Regions from separate parts of the Homo sapiens genome. Here region 1 is linked to region 2. A link is a loop called in an ENCODE intact Hi-C map of the cell type or tissue named here. Cell type or tissue: heart left ventricle. All regions are shown on one strand. Each heading gives the region's core, and the rest is flanking DNA. Links, peaks and the distances in the headings are about the cores only. Region 1 overlaps RCC1 (regulator of chromosome condensation 1). Region 2 overlaps OPRD1 (opioid receptor delta 1).

Region 1 (8,321 bases), core at 154-8,153, 330 kb before region 2:
CCGCTGCCTCCCGCCGCGTTCCTGGCGCCCGCTCCTGCCAAGGTGCCTGCGGGCCGAGCCCTCCTGACCAGAAAACCCGACCAGGTGGCTCCGCGCCCGGGGCGCCCTCTGTGCTGCCAGCGCGGGCTCCTCAGCGGTGGCCACATCCTCGGGGGAGGGGCTGGGCGCCATTGGCTGCCCGGGGCTGCGGGTTGGGGGGCCGCCTTTGGCCCACAGAGAGCCCCGGGCGCGCACCTCCCGCAAATGCCGCTGTCCGCTCTTCCTCCCGCCCCTCCTGCCTCTCCACTGGATGGTGGAGGGAAGAGTCCGTTTCTGCAGTGGATTTGCCCGGGAGCTGAACTTATTCACTGGCGGACGGCTTGGGCATGGAGGAGGGCTTGGATGGAGACTGGGGATTGTTCTCTGACCCACGTAGTCTCCCTTGCTTTCGGTGCAGATTCTGCTATTATAATTAGCTTTCTGCGGGGCAAGGTGGCTCACGCCTGTCAGAAGATCGAGACCATCCTGGCTAACACGGTGAAACCCCGTCTCTACTAAAATACAAAAAATTAGCCTTGCGCGGTGGCGCGCGCCTGTAGTCCCAGCTACTCAGGAGGCTGAGGCAGAGGAATCGCTTGAACCCGGGAGGCAGAGGTTGCAATTAGCCAAGATCCACCACTGCACTCCAGACTGGCGACAAAGGGAGACTCCGTCTCAAAATAACAATAACAATAATTAGCTTTCTTTTCTTTTTCTTTTTTTTTTTTTTTTTGAGATCAAGTATCACTCTGTCGCCCAGACTGGAGGCGGCAGTGGCACGATCTTGGCTCACTGCCACCTCCGCCTCCCAGGTTCAAGTGATTCTCCTGCCTCAGCCTCCTGAGTAGCTGAGATTACAGGCTACTGTTGGCAAGGCTGGTCTCTTAACTCCTGACCTCAAGTGATCCGCCCGCCTTGGCCTCCCACAGTGCTAGGATTACAGGTGTGAGCCACCGCACCCAGCCCTTCTTGCCCTCTCCACCAAGATTCATTTCACAGTATCCAGTGTCTCCTTGTTTCCCTTTCTCCCCTTTCACGTGAATAATGTGCTCAGTTCTTAATCTCCACAAAAATCCTGTGAGAGAGGTACTTTTGTTGTCCCCATTTCACAGATGACAAAACTTAGAAAGTTCATACTAACAGTCTGTGGCAGAGCAGGGGCTTCTGCACAGGTTTGTCTGATCCCAGAGCCTGTGACCTCTCCTCGCTGTCGTCATCCTCTACACTCAGGGTCTATCTTCTTCACCCTTCAGTCTCACACAGGTCCCACAGCACAGAACCCGGCTTGGTGCTGACACTAGGCCAGGGCGACGTGGGCCAGCTGGGGCTGGGTGAGAATGTGATGGAGAGGAAGAAGCCGGCCCTGGTATCCATTCCGGAGGATGTTGTGCAGGCTGAGGCTGGGGGCATGCACACCGTGTGTCTAAGCAAAAGTGGCCAGGTAGGTGTTGGGGACTGGCACAGGGTTGGACAAGGCCTGGGGTTGGGTGGCTTGGGGCAGGGCTTTTGAACCACGCATGTTCACTGTGGAAATGGAGCTGGCTAGTCAAGTGGGGAGTGGCCTACATGAGAATGGACTGCGAGGCCAGACGTTGCATTAATGAGGGCATCCTGGGCACAGGTCTATTCCTTCGGCTGCAATGATGAGGGTGCCCTGGGAAGGGACACATCAGTGGAGGGCTCGGAGATGGTCCCTGGGAAAGTGGAGCTGCAAGAGAAGGTGGTACAGGTGTCAGCAGGAGACAGTCACACAGCAGCCCTCACCGATGATGGCCGTGTCTTCCTCTGGGGCTCCTTCCGGGTAAGGCTGGGTCTGAAAGTCTGCATGGTCCCTGAAAGACAGAATTAATTGGCGGGGCCCCAAAGATAATCCACTTCCATGCCCCCATGGTACTTACTGGTGGGGAGATGAAAGCCCACAGGTAGAGCTGAGGCCCAGACCCAGGACTCTAGCTTCCTCATGTGGGCCTGTCCACGCCACTGGCTGCTTCCTTGAATCCGATGTCATCAAGTGTCTGTCCTGGGAAGTGAGTGGGTCAAGGATGTCCCTGGGTTGAGGCTGATCCAGGAGGCCTGCTGTCTTCACCCATCTCCCTGACTTCTGTCTCCCCCTCACCTTGCCAGCACTGCCTCTTCCACACTTCCCAGAGGCTTGGATGGGGCAAGGAGGTGTGGAGGCAGGGATTGTCGCATCTCAGAGTTTCCAAGGTACAGAGGAGTGTAGTTGAAAAAACAGATTGTGGGTTTTTGTTGTTGTTGTTGTTGTTGTTTTTGTATTGTTTTGAGATGGAGTTTCACTCTTGTTGCCCAGGCTGGAGTGCAATAGCGCAATCTTGGCTCACTGCAACCTCTGCCTCCCAAGTTTAAGTGATTCTCCTGCCTCAGCCTCCCAAGTAGCTGGGATTACAGGCATGCGCCACCACGCCTGGCTAATTTTGTATTTTTAGTAGAGACGGGGTTTCCCCTGTTGGTCAGGCTGGTCTCGAACTCCCGACCCCAGGTGATCCACCCGCCTCAGCCTCCCAAAGTGCTAGGATTACAGGCGTGGGCCACCACACCCGGCCTGATGGGTGTTTCCTTATCACATCTATTTTGAAATTTTCATGGAGAATTTCAAACACATGAAAGTAATCAGAATTGGGCTGGGCGCGGTGGCTCATGCCTGTAATCCCAGCACTTTGGGATGCCAAGATGGGCAGATCACGACGTCAGGAGATCGAGACCATACTGGCTAACATGGTGAAACCCCGTCTCTACTAAAAATACAAAAAATTAGCCAAGCGTGGTGGCGGGTGCCTGTAGTCCCAGCTACTCGGGAGGCTGAGGCAGGAGAATGGCTTGAACCCGGGAGGCGGAGCTTGCAGTGAGCCAAGATCGCGCCACTGCACTCCAGCCTAGGGGACAGAGCGAGACTCCATCTCAAAAAAAAAAAAAGAAGTCCGGGCGCAGTAGCTCATGCTTGTAATCCCAGCACTTTGGGAGGCCGAAGCAGGCTGATCACCTGAGGGGTCGGGAGTTCGAGACCGGCCTGACCAACATGGAGAAACCCTGTCTCTATTAAAATTACAAAATTAGCTGGACATGGTGGTGCATGCCTGTAATCCCAGCTACTCGGGAGGCTGAGGCAGGAGAATTGTTTGAACCTGGGAGGCGGAGGTTGCAGTGAGCCGAGATCGCGCCATTGCACTCCAGCCTGGGCAACAAGAGCGAAACTCTGTCTCAAAAAAAAAAAAAAAAAAAAAAAAAGGAAGTAATCAGAATATCAGAATTATATTTTTTTCTTTTCTTTTCTTTTCTTTTTTTTTTTTTTTTTTTTTTTTTTTTTTTTTTTTTTTTTTTTTTTTTTGAGACAGAGTCTTGCTCTATCACCCAGGTTGGAGTGCAATGACACAATCTCGGCTCAGTGCAACCTCTGCCTCTCGGGCTCAAGCAATTCTCCTTCCTCAGCCTCCCGAGTAGCTGGGATTACAGGCATGCGCCACCACACCTGGTTAATTTTTGTATTTTTAGTAGAGACGGGGTTTCACCATGTTGGCCAGGCTGGTTGTGAATTTCTGATCTCAGGTGATCCGCCCGTCTGGGCCTCCCAGAGTGCTGGATTGCAGGCTTGAGCCGCCACGTCTGGCCTCTTTTCTTTTTTCTTTGTTTTGAGACGGAGTCTCGCTTTGTCGCCCAGGCTGGAGTGCAGTGGCGCGATCTCGGCTCACTGCAAGCTCTGCCTCCCTGATTCACGCCATTCTCCTGCCTCTGTCTCCCGAGTAGCTGGGACTACAGGCGCCCGCTACAACGCCCGGCTAATTTTTTGTATTTTTTGGTAGAGACGGCATTTCACCGTGTTAGCCGGAATGGTCTCGATCTCCTGACCTCGTGATCGCCCGCCTTGGCCTCCCAAAGTGCTGGGATTACAGGCATGAGCCACCGCGCCCGGCCTCTTTTCTTTTTTAATTAGAGACGAGATCCTGCTCTGTCACCCAGGCCAGAGTGCAATGGCATCGTCTTAGCTCATTACAGCCTCAACTTCCTGGGCTCAGGTGATTTCTTCCACCTCAGCCTCGCAAGTAGCTGGTACTAGAGGCTTGTGCCACCACGCCCAGCTAATTTTTGTATTTTTTGTAGGGACGGGGTTTCACCGTGTTGCCCAAGCTGGTCCTGAGCTCAAGCGATCTGCCCACCTGGGCCTACCAAAGTGCTAGGATTACTGGCATGAATTACCATGCCTGGCCCAGAATAGTATATTGAGTGCCCATTTACTTGCCACACAGTTTCAATGATTATCAGCTTGTGGCCAGACTTGTTTATCTCTATTTGCATCCGCTCTCTGACTCCTTGATTATTTTAATGCAAGTCGCAGACCATAAATGATTTCATTCATAAGTATTTGAGTATGTGGCCTGGCTCCTGCCCACTTCTCCATCCCCATCTGGTGCCACTGCCCTTCTGGATTTCACTGGCACGGGGCAGGCAGGACTGGCTGATAAGTGCCCTGTCCCTCCCTTCTAGGACAATAACGGTGTGATTGGACTGTTGGAGCCCATGAAGAAGAGCATGGTGCCTGTGCAGGTGCAGCTGGATGTGCCTGTGGTAAAGGTGGCCTCAGGTGGGTCTGGGGGCACTTGCTCAGGGCAGGAGTTGGAGGACCTTGTTCTGGGGCTGGCCTAGCCTTGGGCCTTACAGTTGTGGCCTGCATCCCTTACCTTTTCATCCTTAGGAAACGACCACTTGGTGATGCTGACAGCTGATGGTGACCTCTACACCTTGGGCTGCGGGGAACAGGGCCAGCTAGGCCGTGTGCCTGAGTTATTTGCCAACCGTGGTGGCCGGCAAGGCCTCGGTAAGTGGCCTTGGTACCTCCAGCAGGGCAAATTGGCAGGCCACCCCCACAGTGAAGGCCAAAGGCAGGAAGGATTTGCTGTGGTCAGGCTTGCATCAGATGGGCTTGTGGTGTTGGTTAGGACTTTGGAGACAGACTGCTCTGGTAGTTTTGCCACCTACTGTCTATGGGACTCTGAACATAGTTTCTTCATCACTAAGTCTACCTACCTGTAAACCTACTTCATTAGGTTGCTGTGAAGTTAAATGAGTTAATGAGAAGAATATCAGGCAGATGGTAAGTTCCACGTAAATGATACCCGTAATGACTGTGGGAATCTGAGCAAGGCACTTGTATTCTCTTGATCTCAGTTTCCTTTTCTATAAAATAGGGATAAGAGTCCCTACTTAGCCTCTCAAGGGCTTTTATAATGGAGGAGAATTAAACTCGGGGCAGAGAGAAGCCATGTGTGTCTGTCTGTCACTGACCGTGGCTTTCCCTTTGCCTGCAGAACGACTCCTGGTCCCCAAGTGTGTGATGCTGAAATCCAGGGGAAGCCGGGGCCACGTGAGATTCCAGGATGCCTTTTGTGGTGCCTATTTCACCTTTGCCATCTCCCATGAGGGCCACGTGTACGGCTTCGGCCTCTCCAACTACCATCAGCTTGGTGAGCCCCGAGCCCAGCTTCAGGCATGACCCAGTGGCCTGCGTTCCTGTCCTGGCTCTGCCACTCATTCATTGTGCATCCTTTGCGGGGTCGTCTAACCCCTCCAAGCCAGTTTTGTCATCTGTAAAGTGAGAATGTCCATATCCTGATGGGAGGTGGCCTCACTGTGGGAGGAGATTGAGAAGGGCAGCTCTCAGAACACCTTCACCCCTGATGGCTCCGGCCTTTCCCCCAGGAACTCCGGGCACAGAATCTTGCTTCATACCCCAGAACCTAACATCCTTCAAGAATTCCACCAAGTCCTGGGTGGGCTTCTCTGGTGGCCAGCACCATACAGTCTGCATGGATTCGGAAGGTAGGGCCTTTACGTCCTTCTCTAGTTTGGGGGTGGAGTGTTCCCTGGCCTAGGCCTAGCCAGATTCCTGAGACCATGGTCCTTGGAGCCTGGGTCTGTTCCATGGGTTGTACCATACATGGGTCCATGAGAGTCACTCTCATCCTCCTAGAGTCCTGGTGTTCTTCCAAGTGTGAGTTCAATGGGGGCCCATGTAGATTCTCCTAGGCCTCCTCCAAAACTGGGAAGAGACACTGCAGATCTCCTTCTGATCGCTCTGGGAGCAGGGACACACTCCCATGGACAGGTGGACTCACCTAGCCTGCCACCCATTTTGCCTGTAGCACGCCCTCTGCTATTGCTCATCTCTCTCCCTCCTCCCATAGGAAAAGCATACAGCCTGGGCCGGGCTGAGTATGGGCGGCTGGGCCTTGGAGAGGGTGCTGAGGAGAAGAGCATACCCACCCTCATCTCCAGGCTGCCTGCTGTCTCCTCGGTGGCTTGTGGGGCCTCTGTGGGGTATGCTGTGACCAAGGATGGTGAGTGGGGCTGCCTACACTCTGTCTAGTTGGGACCTGGGGGTCATGGTTCTTACCCAATTCCCCAATAGGCTGTGATGTCCACTCTCGGGGGAGCCGAGGTACAGAGAGCAGTGTTTGTGATGGCACTTTGTTCCTGCTTCTCAGAAGCTCTGGCATTGATGAATATGAAATGAGTACACAAATTATTTTAGTAAAGGTGACTTATTATGCAGAGGAGAGAAATAGCAAAGAGTGAGATATCACTGAGGCCTAAGGAGGCAATGGGACTGGAACCCAAGTCTCCAGACTCCTAACCCAGGCTGCTCTCTCCCCTCAGGGTGACCCCTTCATATATCACCTTGTATGTTCCCGCTTTCCAGGGACTTTTACTTAGAATCTAAATCAAGAAAAAAAAAGGCTTAGTAGTCAGAGTTGTAGCAACTATAGCAGAGGAGGGTGTGAACAAGTGACCACCAAAGCCTGAGTGGGTGAGGGGGATAGCCATGGAGGTCCTGTAGAAGCCTGGAGCTGGCAGAGGTGCTTGACCTGAGGTTATCTGGGAAGACTTCCTCAGGAAGTGGGGCTTGCACTGTACCTTGAAGGTTCCATTCCTTGTGAAAAGCAAAGAATGCCATTCCAGGCAGAGGAACATCAGGGCAGTCTCAAAGGTGGCTGGTCCTGGGAACAGAGGGTGGGGTAGGACCTTGAATGCCACGCCTAGGAGCAGCCTTTGGCAGTGTGTAGGGACTGTGCTCTCTGGTTTACAGAGTTCTTTTTTATCCATCATCTCCTTGGGTTCTCCCAACTTCCCTGAACTCCCAGAGTCTGGTACCTTGCCAAGCTGCTATTGGCCAAGGCCACAGTCCACGCCCATGTCCCAGGTTTCTCCTGCTACAGAAAGGTGGGCTGGGGATCCTGGAGACAGCTGTACCCATTTCTCTCTCTTGCAGGTCGTGTTTTCGCCTGGGGCATGGGCACCAACTACCAGCTGGGCACAGGGCAGGATGAGGACGCCTGGAGCCCTGTGGAGATGATGGGCAAACAGCTGGAGAACCGTGTGGTCTTATCTGTGTCCAGCGGGGGCCAGCATACAGTCTTATTAGTCAAGGACAAAGAACAGAGCTGATGAAGCCTCTGAGGGCCTGGCTTCTGTCCTGCACAACCTCCCTCACAGAACAGGGAAGCAGTGACAGCTGCAGATGGCAGCGGGCCTCTCCCCAGCCCTGAGCACTGTGTCAGTTCCTGCCTTTTCTCATCAGCAGAACAGAATCCTTTTCCTCTTTTCCTTCCTCCTCTTTGGAATTTTCCTGGGACCTACAGAATAAAGGGGGGGATGGACAGGGGGTTTTCAAAAGGAACATGGCTCACTCAGAGCTATATGGTTAGACGTTTCTCCCCTTTTCCCTACCTTCCATGGTCCTGGTTGGCCCTGGCTTTGCCTACTAGAAAACCAAAACTTCCCCCCTGGGGTTTTGTGCCCACTCTCTGAGAAGTTGGGGCTCCATCAAGCCCCATTCTAGTCATGTGCCCCTTTCCTGTCCCTAACAGTCCACAGGCAAACAAATGGTACAGTCATAAGAGCCATCTGTCACGGACCCACGCCCAGAGGAACGTGCAGAAAAAAGCAGAGCTACATGGCTGTGGGCAACTATAAGCCAAATATTTGGCTCAGAACAGGTGTCCATGGGACAAAAAAGAACGATCCTCCACTTGACCAAGAAAAAAGTGATTCTCCCAGAAGCACAAAGCATACTCTTGCCCCTCAGGTGTTGCTTGTGTACATCGTACCCATCCATTCGGCTTCACCTGCAGCCAACGGCCTGGAATCGCAAAGAGACACCACTCTGGGCAGAGCAGAGCAGGGTATGGGGTGGGGAGAGAGGGTGGAGGGTTTTATAAACAAACTTAACAGCAATATTGAAAGGAGGTGGGGGATTGAGGGAGGGACAGAGTGTTGGAGGGCCAGAGACT
Region 2 (8,321 bases), core at 36-8,035:
CCTTTTGCTTCTGTTGTCGGGGAAAGGAGCGATGCCAAATCAGATAGTGCAGGGTTCTAGTCCCACCTTTGCCCCAACCCTTTTTTTTTTTTTTTTTTGAGACAGAGCTTCGCTTTTATCGCTCAGGCTGAAGTGCAATGGCGCAATCTCGGCTCACTGCAACCTCTGCCTCCCAGGTTCAAGCAATTTTCCTGCCTCAGCCTCCCAAGTAGCTGGAATTACAGGCACCCACCACCACACCCAGCTAATTTTTGTATTTTTAGTAGAGATGGGGTTTCGTCTTGTTAGCCAGGATGGTCTTGAACTCTTGACCTCAGGTGATCCACCCGCCTTGGCCTCCAAAAGTGCTGGGATTACAGTTGTGAGGCACCATGCCTAGCCTCCCCTGACCTTTTGCATGTCCTTAGGAAAGCTACTTCCCTTCCTTGAGTTTCATGTGAAACTGAAATCTGTGAAATGGGATTAATTACACATGCATTTCTTTCTAAGGTACACTAAGATGAAGACGGCCACCAACATCTACATCTTCAACCTGGCCTTAGCCGATGCGCTGGCCACCAGCACGCTGCCTTTCCAGAGTGCCAAGTACCTGATGGAGACGTGGCCCTTCGGCGAGCTGCTCTGCAAGGCTGTGCTCTCCATCGACTACTACAATATGTTCACCAGCATCTTCACGCTCACCATGATGAGTGTTGACCGCTACATCGCTGTCTGCCACCCTGTCAAGGCCCTGGACTTCCGCACGCCTGCCAAGGCCAAGCTGATCAACATCTGTATCTGGGTCCTGGCCTCAGGCGTTGGCGTGCCCATCATGGTCATGGCTGTGACCCGTCCCCGGGGTGAGTGAGTGAGTGCACCATGGCACAGGCCACTGACCACAGGAGGCAGTACATGGGCCTTTGTGGGCTTGCAGGGCACTTACCAGGGTGAGTGTAGGTGGCTCATCAGCAGAGGTTGGATTCTGATCAAGATCAATGATGGTGTGGTGGCTGGCCAGTGGGAGTGTAGAAGAAGGTCAACCAATGGGAATGGGAATAGCTGGCCAGGGGGGCATGCGGATGGTTGACTATTGTGAAGATGAATGACTGATCAGTGGTCATATGGGTTGCTGGCCAAAGGGAATGTATGAATTTATGAAGGAGATTATGGATGGCTGGTTATGTACATGTAGGTGGCTGGCCAGGGATGTGTGGATGTATAGAGAGATGGTTGGATGTCCAGTGAGGTGAGGGTGTCACTGACCAGTGAGCAGTGGAGGCTGCAAGATCTGTGGTCCCATTTTAAACTCCCTTTCATCCTAATTTGAAAACCACTGGCCTGGATGACCAAAGCAAAGCCTAGAGAATAGCCTGCAGGGAATGACAAATAGGAGCTAAAATGGTAATTATAGTAACTGCCTGTATCAGGGGAGCTGCAATAACATTCTCCAAAGCTCAGGGGCTTAACACTGTAGAGGTTTCTCTCTCACTCCCATCACAATCCAGTGTGAGTAGGAGGAGCACAGACATTCAGGGACCCAGCCTCCTGTTGATGGTTTCTGAATCTTCTACTGCTGGCATCTGGCCGGCAGATGAATATGGAGAGGGAGCGAGGAGAAAGCACAGCCACTTTAAATGTTGGTTGGGTGCAGTGGCTCATGCCTGTAATCCCAGCATTTTGGGAGGCCAAGGCGGGTGAATCACTTGAGGTCAGGAGTTCCAGACCAGCCTGGCCAACACGGTGAAACCCTATCTTTACTAAAAGTACAAAAATTAGCCAGGCGTGGTGGTGGGCGTCTGTAGTCCCAGCTACTTGGGAGGCTGAGGCAGGAGAATCACTTGAACCTGGGAGGCGGAAGTTGCAGTGAGCTGAGATCATGCCACTGCACTCCAGCTTGGGCGACAGAATGGGACTTGTCTAAAAAAAAAAAAAAAAATTTATGGCCCATTTCTTCTAGTGACAGCTGGTCACATGGCCCCACCTTAATGCAAGGAAGTGAGAAATATTGTTTAGAAGGGCTCCACAGACATAGTAACTAATTAACCTCTCTGAGTCACACTATATCATGAGATGTTGAGAAGGTTAAAAGAGATAATATGTGTAGAATACTTAGGACAAGTCCTGGCTCATCGCCAAGGCCCAATGAATAATAGCTATTAAATGATTAAGCCTGTGAGATAGACAAGGCAGGGACTCCTACCTCCATTTGACTGTAGGGAAACAGAATCAGAGAGGTCAGGTGGTTTACTTAGGGTCACACAGCCAGGCATTTTGTGGAATTTGGCCTGCAACCTAGGGTTCCTGCCCCCAGGTCTGTTACTCCTTCTAGTCCCTTTTGTGGAAGTTTGCAGAGGGTTGATGCTGTGGGTGGGAGAGAACAAGCTTCTTGGTTACCTTTGACCCTCACAAGGGCAGAGTCCCTGGTGCCCTTTTATAGCCTGTGAGCCATTGGCCTTGACTCACAGCAGAGCCCCATTCCTCACTGTCAGCCTTCAGCTTACGGGCCATTAACTGCATCCCTCCTGGGGCTGGACCAGATGGGCCTCCTCACTCCACAATCCCTCACACACACACTTTCCCAGTGTGTGCCATCAGCACTTATTGAACCTGTGGGCCACTTGCTGTGTGACCTTAAACAAGTGCTGTTCTGGTTCCTATACAATGAAGGTCTTGGATTCAGTTACTTCTAGGGGTCCTGCCAGCCTGATGTCCTGTGGACCCACTCTGTCTGTGGATCCCCAGCCCCTTCTCACTTCTTAGCCTCAAGTCCATCGTGTGGCTTCTTAAATCCTAGCATTCCAAGAGATCCTGGGAGTCCCCTGGGCCAGCCTCAAGGCTGTATCAGAATCCCACAACACCCCCTAAGGTGTTCATCCAGCCCAAGCCCACACTCCAGGAATGGGGAGCTCATTTCATCCTAGGCACCCTTCCTATCTCAAGAAGGAAGTCCTTGAGTTAAGCTGAAGTCTGCTTTCCTCCCAGAAGGAAGGAAGTTTTGTTTTGTTTTTGTTGTTGTTTTGAGACAGGGTCTCGCTCTGTCACCCAGGCTGGAGTGCAGCGGCACTATCCCAGCTTACTGCAGCCTCAACCTCCAGGGCTTAAGCGATCCTCCCACCTCAGCCCCCCAAGTAGCTGGGACTGCAGATATGCACCACCATACCCAGCTAATGTTTGTTTTTTTTGTAGAGATGGGGTTTTGCCATGTTGCCCAGGCTGGTCTCCAGCTCCTGGACTCAAGCAGTCCACCTGCCTCAGCCTCCCAAAGTGCTGGGATTACAGGCATGAGCCCCATGCCTGGCCAGGAGGTTCTTGTGATTAAGCTGAGACCTGCTTCCCTCTAGGGAGCCTGACCCTATCCTTGAGTCCTGGACTCCCCCACATATATGCCCCTCTTTCCCTGTGGGTACGCCAAGAGCTTGAACCCCACTATGCTAAATGCTTTAGGTACCTTAGCCTTTTCTTTTCTTTTCTTTTTTTTTTTTTTTTGAGACGGAGTCTCGCTCTGTCGCCCAGGCTGGAGTCCAGTGGCACGATCTCGGCTCACTGCAAACTCCACCTCCTGGGTTCACACCATTCTCCTGCCTCAGCCTCCCGAGGAGCTGGGACTATGGGCACCTACCACCATGCCCGGCTAATTTTTTTGTATTTTTTTTTTAGTAGAGATGGGGTTTTACCGTGTTAGCCAGGAGGGTCTCGATTTCCTGACCTCATGATCTGCCCTCCTCGGCCTCCCAAAGTGCTGGGATTACAGGCGTGAACTACCGCACCTGTCCGCCTTAGCCTATTTAATCCTTACGACAATCCTGGAGATGTGGGTACTGTCATTAGCCCCACTCCACTGAAGCTCCAAGAGGTTTAGTAATTTCCTTACACTATGTAGTAGGGCCTGAGTCCTGCTCCTAGCTCATGTTGTCTGTCTTAGCAGTCCTGTCCCCAATGGAGCTAGTTTGGAAATGGGTCAAGGTGCTTTGAGTTACTGCAATGACTGGCATTCAGTGGGCTGAGCTAAACGATTTCATTACGGCCACCCATGGACACAAAGGCTGAAAAGGGGCCAGGAGAGAACATAGGGGACCTCCCTGATGAGGGCCAATCCTGCTAGGTCTTTACGGATAACTAAGAGTTCACCAAGTACCGAAGCCGAGGAGGACACTCCAGACAGAAGAATCCCCTTGAACAAAGGCTGGGAGGAGGTGGTGGGACTTGCCCAAGCCTTGAAAGGGTGGGCAAGCAGGTGGGGGCCCCTTAGGCACACAGGCCCCTCACCCCGTCTGTCTTTCCTTGTTTCCGCGGCCCAGACGGGGCAGTGGTGTGCATGCTCCAGTTCCCCAGCCCCAGCTGGTACTGGGACACGGTGACCAAGATCTGCGTGTTCCTCTTCGCCTTCGTGGTGCCCATCCTCATCATCACCGTGTGCTATGGCCTCATGCTGCTGCGCCTGCGCAGTGTGCGCCTGCTGTCGGGCTCCAAGGAGAAGGACCGCAGCCTGCGGCGCATCACGCGCATGGTGCTGGTGGTTGTGGGCGCCTTCGTGGTGTGTTGGGCGCCCATCCACATCTTCGTCATCGTCTGGACGCTGGTGGACATCGACCGGCGCGACCCGCTGGTGGTGGCTGCGCTGCACCTGTGCATCGCGCTGGGCTACGCCAATAGCAGCCTCAACCCCGTGCTCTACGCTTTCCTCGACGAGAACTTCAAGCGCTGCTTCCGCCAGCTCTGCCGCAAGCCCTGCGGCCGCCCAGACCCCAGCAGCTTCAGCCGCGCCCGCGAAGCCACGGCCCGCGAGCGTGTCACCGCCTGCACCCCGTCCGATGGTCCCGGCGGTGGCGCTGCCGCCTGACCAGGCCATCCGGCCCCCAGAGCGCCCCTCCCTAGTGACCCGGAGGCCACATGAGTCCCAGTGGGAGGCGCGAGCCATGATGTGGAGTGGGGCAGTAGAAGGTCGGAGGCTTGGGACCGCCAGATGGGGCCTCTGTTTCGGAGACGGGACCGGGCCGCTAGATGGGCATGGGGTGGGCCTCTGGTTTGGGGCGAGGCAGAGGACAGATCAATGGCGCAGTGCCTCTGGTCTGGGTGCCCCGTCCACGGCTCTAGGTGGGGCGGGAAAGCCAGTGACTCCAGGAGAGGAGCGGGACCTGTGGCTCTACAACTGAGTCCTTAAACAGGGCATCTCCAGGAAGGCGGGGCTTCAACCTTGAGACAGCTTCGGTTTCTAACTTGGAGCCGGACTTTCGGAGTTGGGGGTCCGGGCCCAGGACCCAGAAAGGGCAGTGGTGGGGACAGTTGCTTGAAAACTGAGCTGCAAGACTGGGCCTCTGTGTAGTAGGGAGGAGCCTCCTGTGAGGGGAGACCCAGAGACAGGACAGCTGGGTGTGGCTACAGCTGAAGATTTGGTCACCAGATAGGGCGCCTGTGCAAAGGGCCTGTGGCCTCATCTTTGGATACGGGATACAGTCCCAGCCCTGAGTTCTAGCAAGGGGCAAGGCTCGCTGAGGTCCAGGTCCGACTTGACACCTTTATAAATAGAATATAAAAGACTGAGGGGCCAGGCGTGGTGGCTCAAGCCTGTAATCCCAGCACTTTGGGAGGCCGAGGCAGGTGGATGGACATGAGCCCAGGAGTTCGAGACTAGTCTGGGCAACATGGGAGACCCTGTCGCTACAAAAAATACAAAATTAGCCAGGCATGGTGGTGTGTACCTGCAGGCCTAGCTCCTTGGAAGGTGAGAGGATCACTTGATCCCAGGAGTTTGAAGCTGCAGTGAGCTATGGTGGTGCCACTGCACTCCAGCCTGGGGGACAGAGTAAGACTCTGTCTCTCAAAAAGGAGAGAGAGGGAGAATGAGGGAAGAAGAGATAGGAAGAGAGAGAAACAGTATACCTTTTATCTCTTTGACAGGCATGTATTTCCTTGGAATGGGCAGGAATCCCTCAGAATCGGTGGCCACAGTGGGGCTTGGGACAGGACAGCAGAGCGGGGGGCAGCCACTCCAGGATAGGGTAATAAGACAGGACCTTGGTTGGAGTAGGGTCCCCAGAACTGAGTACTAATGGGGGCCCAGAGGCTTGGGAAGGAGAAGGCTTCCAAAACCAGTTCGAAAACCCAGACCCGGAGTGGACCTCCGTGCCAAGGGGTGGTGGTGGGTGGGTGGAGGAAGAGGTGGGCTCCTGCTTCAAGGTTAGGTCTTCCAGTGGAAGGTGGATGCTTTCTGTGAGTCCCCAGGGCCCTAGTTTCTCTGGCCCAGATACTGGAGGACAGAGGACCACCTACTTAGATCCCGTAGATGGTAAGTGGTGCCTGGGACTCTTGAGGGCGGGGGGCGGGGTATGAGAAGCATCAGTTCGCACTTGGTGCTGGGTCCTGGGCCCTGATAAGAACCTGGATGAAATCCTCTTCCATTCTCCCAACATCTGGCTGCATCCATGTGTCTGGTGTCAATGACTCCAGTGAACTGGAACTGCCCATATGGGGACCTGACCTTGAAGGAACTGGGGGGAGAAGCTTTTGTAACTGCAATGCCGGCATCAGTGTGTGTCCCCCTCTGCCTTTCCCCCCAGGCTCCCCAGGTCCCCCACCTGCTCCAGCCCAGCTGTCCCCTTCACGCTGCTGAGAGTGATATCCACCTGGAGTTGGGTGTAGAAGTTTTTCTTTTCATTGGTTCGGCATTTTATTCAGGCACTCCTGGATCTTTGCTTCCCAGAATATCAGTGTCTGTCCTTGTTCTCTGTACCTCCCCCGTGCCTCATCTCCTCTCCCTCCGCTGCTGTCCCCTCCCTCACCAACACTGCCTCAGTAATGCACCCCTGACTCCCTATTGAAGCAGTGTGCTGACATCCTTGTAAAAACAAATTTAATTTTCTTCCTTTTTTGGGACAGATGGAAAGAAATTGACGTCTTTGTCTCAAACAAAAGAAAAAAGAAAAAGAAACAATATACTTCTTTTCCCTTTGACAGCCATGTCTTTGGAACAAAAGCTGGGAGGCTGTCACTCCAGCAGGGACTGAATAGCATGCAGGGGGCTGGGGACTTAGGCACCAAGAGGGGCTTTGGGCACATTAGGGGGAAGGGATGCTCTCAGAGGGCAAAGCACAGCCCCCTTCTCAGGGTGAGGCTCCCAGCAGCCCCAGACCCGGGGATGTGCCTCCTTTGGGAAATGGCTACCCCGGGTCCTGGAAAGATGTGGGGCCATGCCCAGCACTCACATCCAGCCTGCCAAGCCATTGTGACCTGGGGTCCCAAGCCACCTAGATCACTCTCACTACCTTGTGACCACAGAGACCCCTGTGTCTGAGGGTGGGAGGTCGTCAGCATGGCAGGAGACACTTCTCCTCATCAGGGGTCCTCCTGTGAATGCTTTGGGGGTATGGCAGAAAAAGGGACAATCTAGGAACTGGGGAAGACTCCTGAAGGAGGTGACATTGGAGCCAGGCTGTTTACTCTCCCTGCAGGACCTGTGTCCCCTCCCAGGATAGGCCTGTTTCAAGGCTGCTTGAAGCCCACTCACTGCCATCTCCTGTGTCTGTAACAGATCTGGCTGTTTTTTGCCCCTTCTGATATGTAAATCTGTCCTGAGGTCAGCAGGGCCCGGGTCCGGACCACGTGTGTTTAAGGTAGTGCAAACTTGTATTGAAATCTACTTCATGCCAAGCATGCACTCTGGGCATCAGGACTCGGAATGAGTCAGCCTTGGCCCTGCCCTCAGAAAGCCTGAGCCAGTGTTGGGAGATAAAGCATCAACAGATGATTGCACCTCAGTGTGATGAGTGCGGTGACAGGGAGCCCCAGGGAGGGTGTCACAGGGAAGTGCCTTTTCTAGCTTTTCACTAAAACACATGTTTGTCGCAGTTCTGTAAGAGGTGGAAAAGGGTCGGGGACCCTGAAGGATGAATAGGAGTTGGCCACCAAAAAGAGGAAATAGCGTGTGCGGAGGCATGGGGATGTTTAAATGCTTGGCAAACCCAACAAGTTGGGTGCAGCTGGAGCATGGGGCTTAACTAAGCTCTTCTGTGTGCCAGGCTCTCTGCCAGGTGTCTTGTGTGCATCAGCCCACCTGATCCTCAGGACAGCCTGGTGAGGAAGTAGTGTTATCCCCATTGAGGACAAAGAGAGCTGAGGCTGAGAGAGGTCAGGCTACTTGCTCCTAAGTCACAGGGCCTGTTCGTAGTGGCAGAACTTGGGTCCCTGGAATTCCAGGGTCCATGTTTCCAGTTAATTCCAGGCATCAGTGAAGTAGAAAGGCCTTAGAAGCTGGAACCCCAGAATGAGGTTTTGAAGACCTAAAACCAAATGGAAAAATCTAAAGGAAACGAGCAATTTTCCATGAACTTTTGTTCCTCCTGAAG

The links. Hi-C counts contacts between places; a loop is a spot of excess contacts. Peaks named below come from ENCODE experiments on the same cell type or tissue, not always from the same donor. Only the 100,000 strongest peaks of a DNase experiment are listed, where the experiment ranks them.
Region 1: it touches region 2 in a loop (4-fold over the local background); 4 of 110 quality-filtered maps call a loop at or near these places.

What each region holds. Positions count from the first base shown.
Region 1 is chr1:28,530,532-28,538,852 of GRCh38, forward strand. It overlaps RCC1 (regulator of chromosome condensation 1), which reads left to right. Exons shown (of 13, transcript NM_001381865.2): 6 at 1,272-1,459; 7 at 1,640-1,819; 8 at 4,519-4,615; 9 at 4,727-4,849; 10 at 5,340-5,495; 11 at 5,731-5,850; 12 at 6,216-6,368; 13 at 7,301-8,321. The coding sequence ends at 7,476. Among named protein-coding and RNA genes, the nearest start is that of TRNAU1AP, 18 kb to the right of the region's middle. In heart left ventricle, for the core only: no CTCF peak of the experiment used is centred there; no DNase peak of the experiment used is centred there.
Region 2 is chr1:28,858,465-28,866,785 of GRCh38, forward strand. OPRD1 (opioid receptor delta 1) reads left to right here. Exons shown (of 3, transcript NM_000911.4): 2 at 490-839; 3 at 4,278-8,321. The coding sequence ends at 4,819. Among named protein-coding and RNA genes, the nearest start is that of OPRD1, 50 kb to the left of the region's middle. In heart left ventricle, for the core only: no CTCF peak of the experiment used is centred there; DNase peaks (open chromatin) are centred at 733 and 4,895.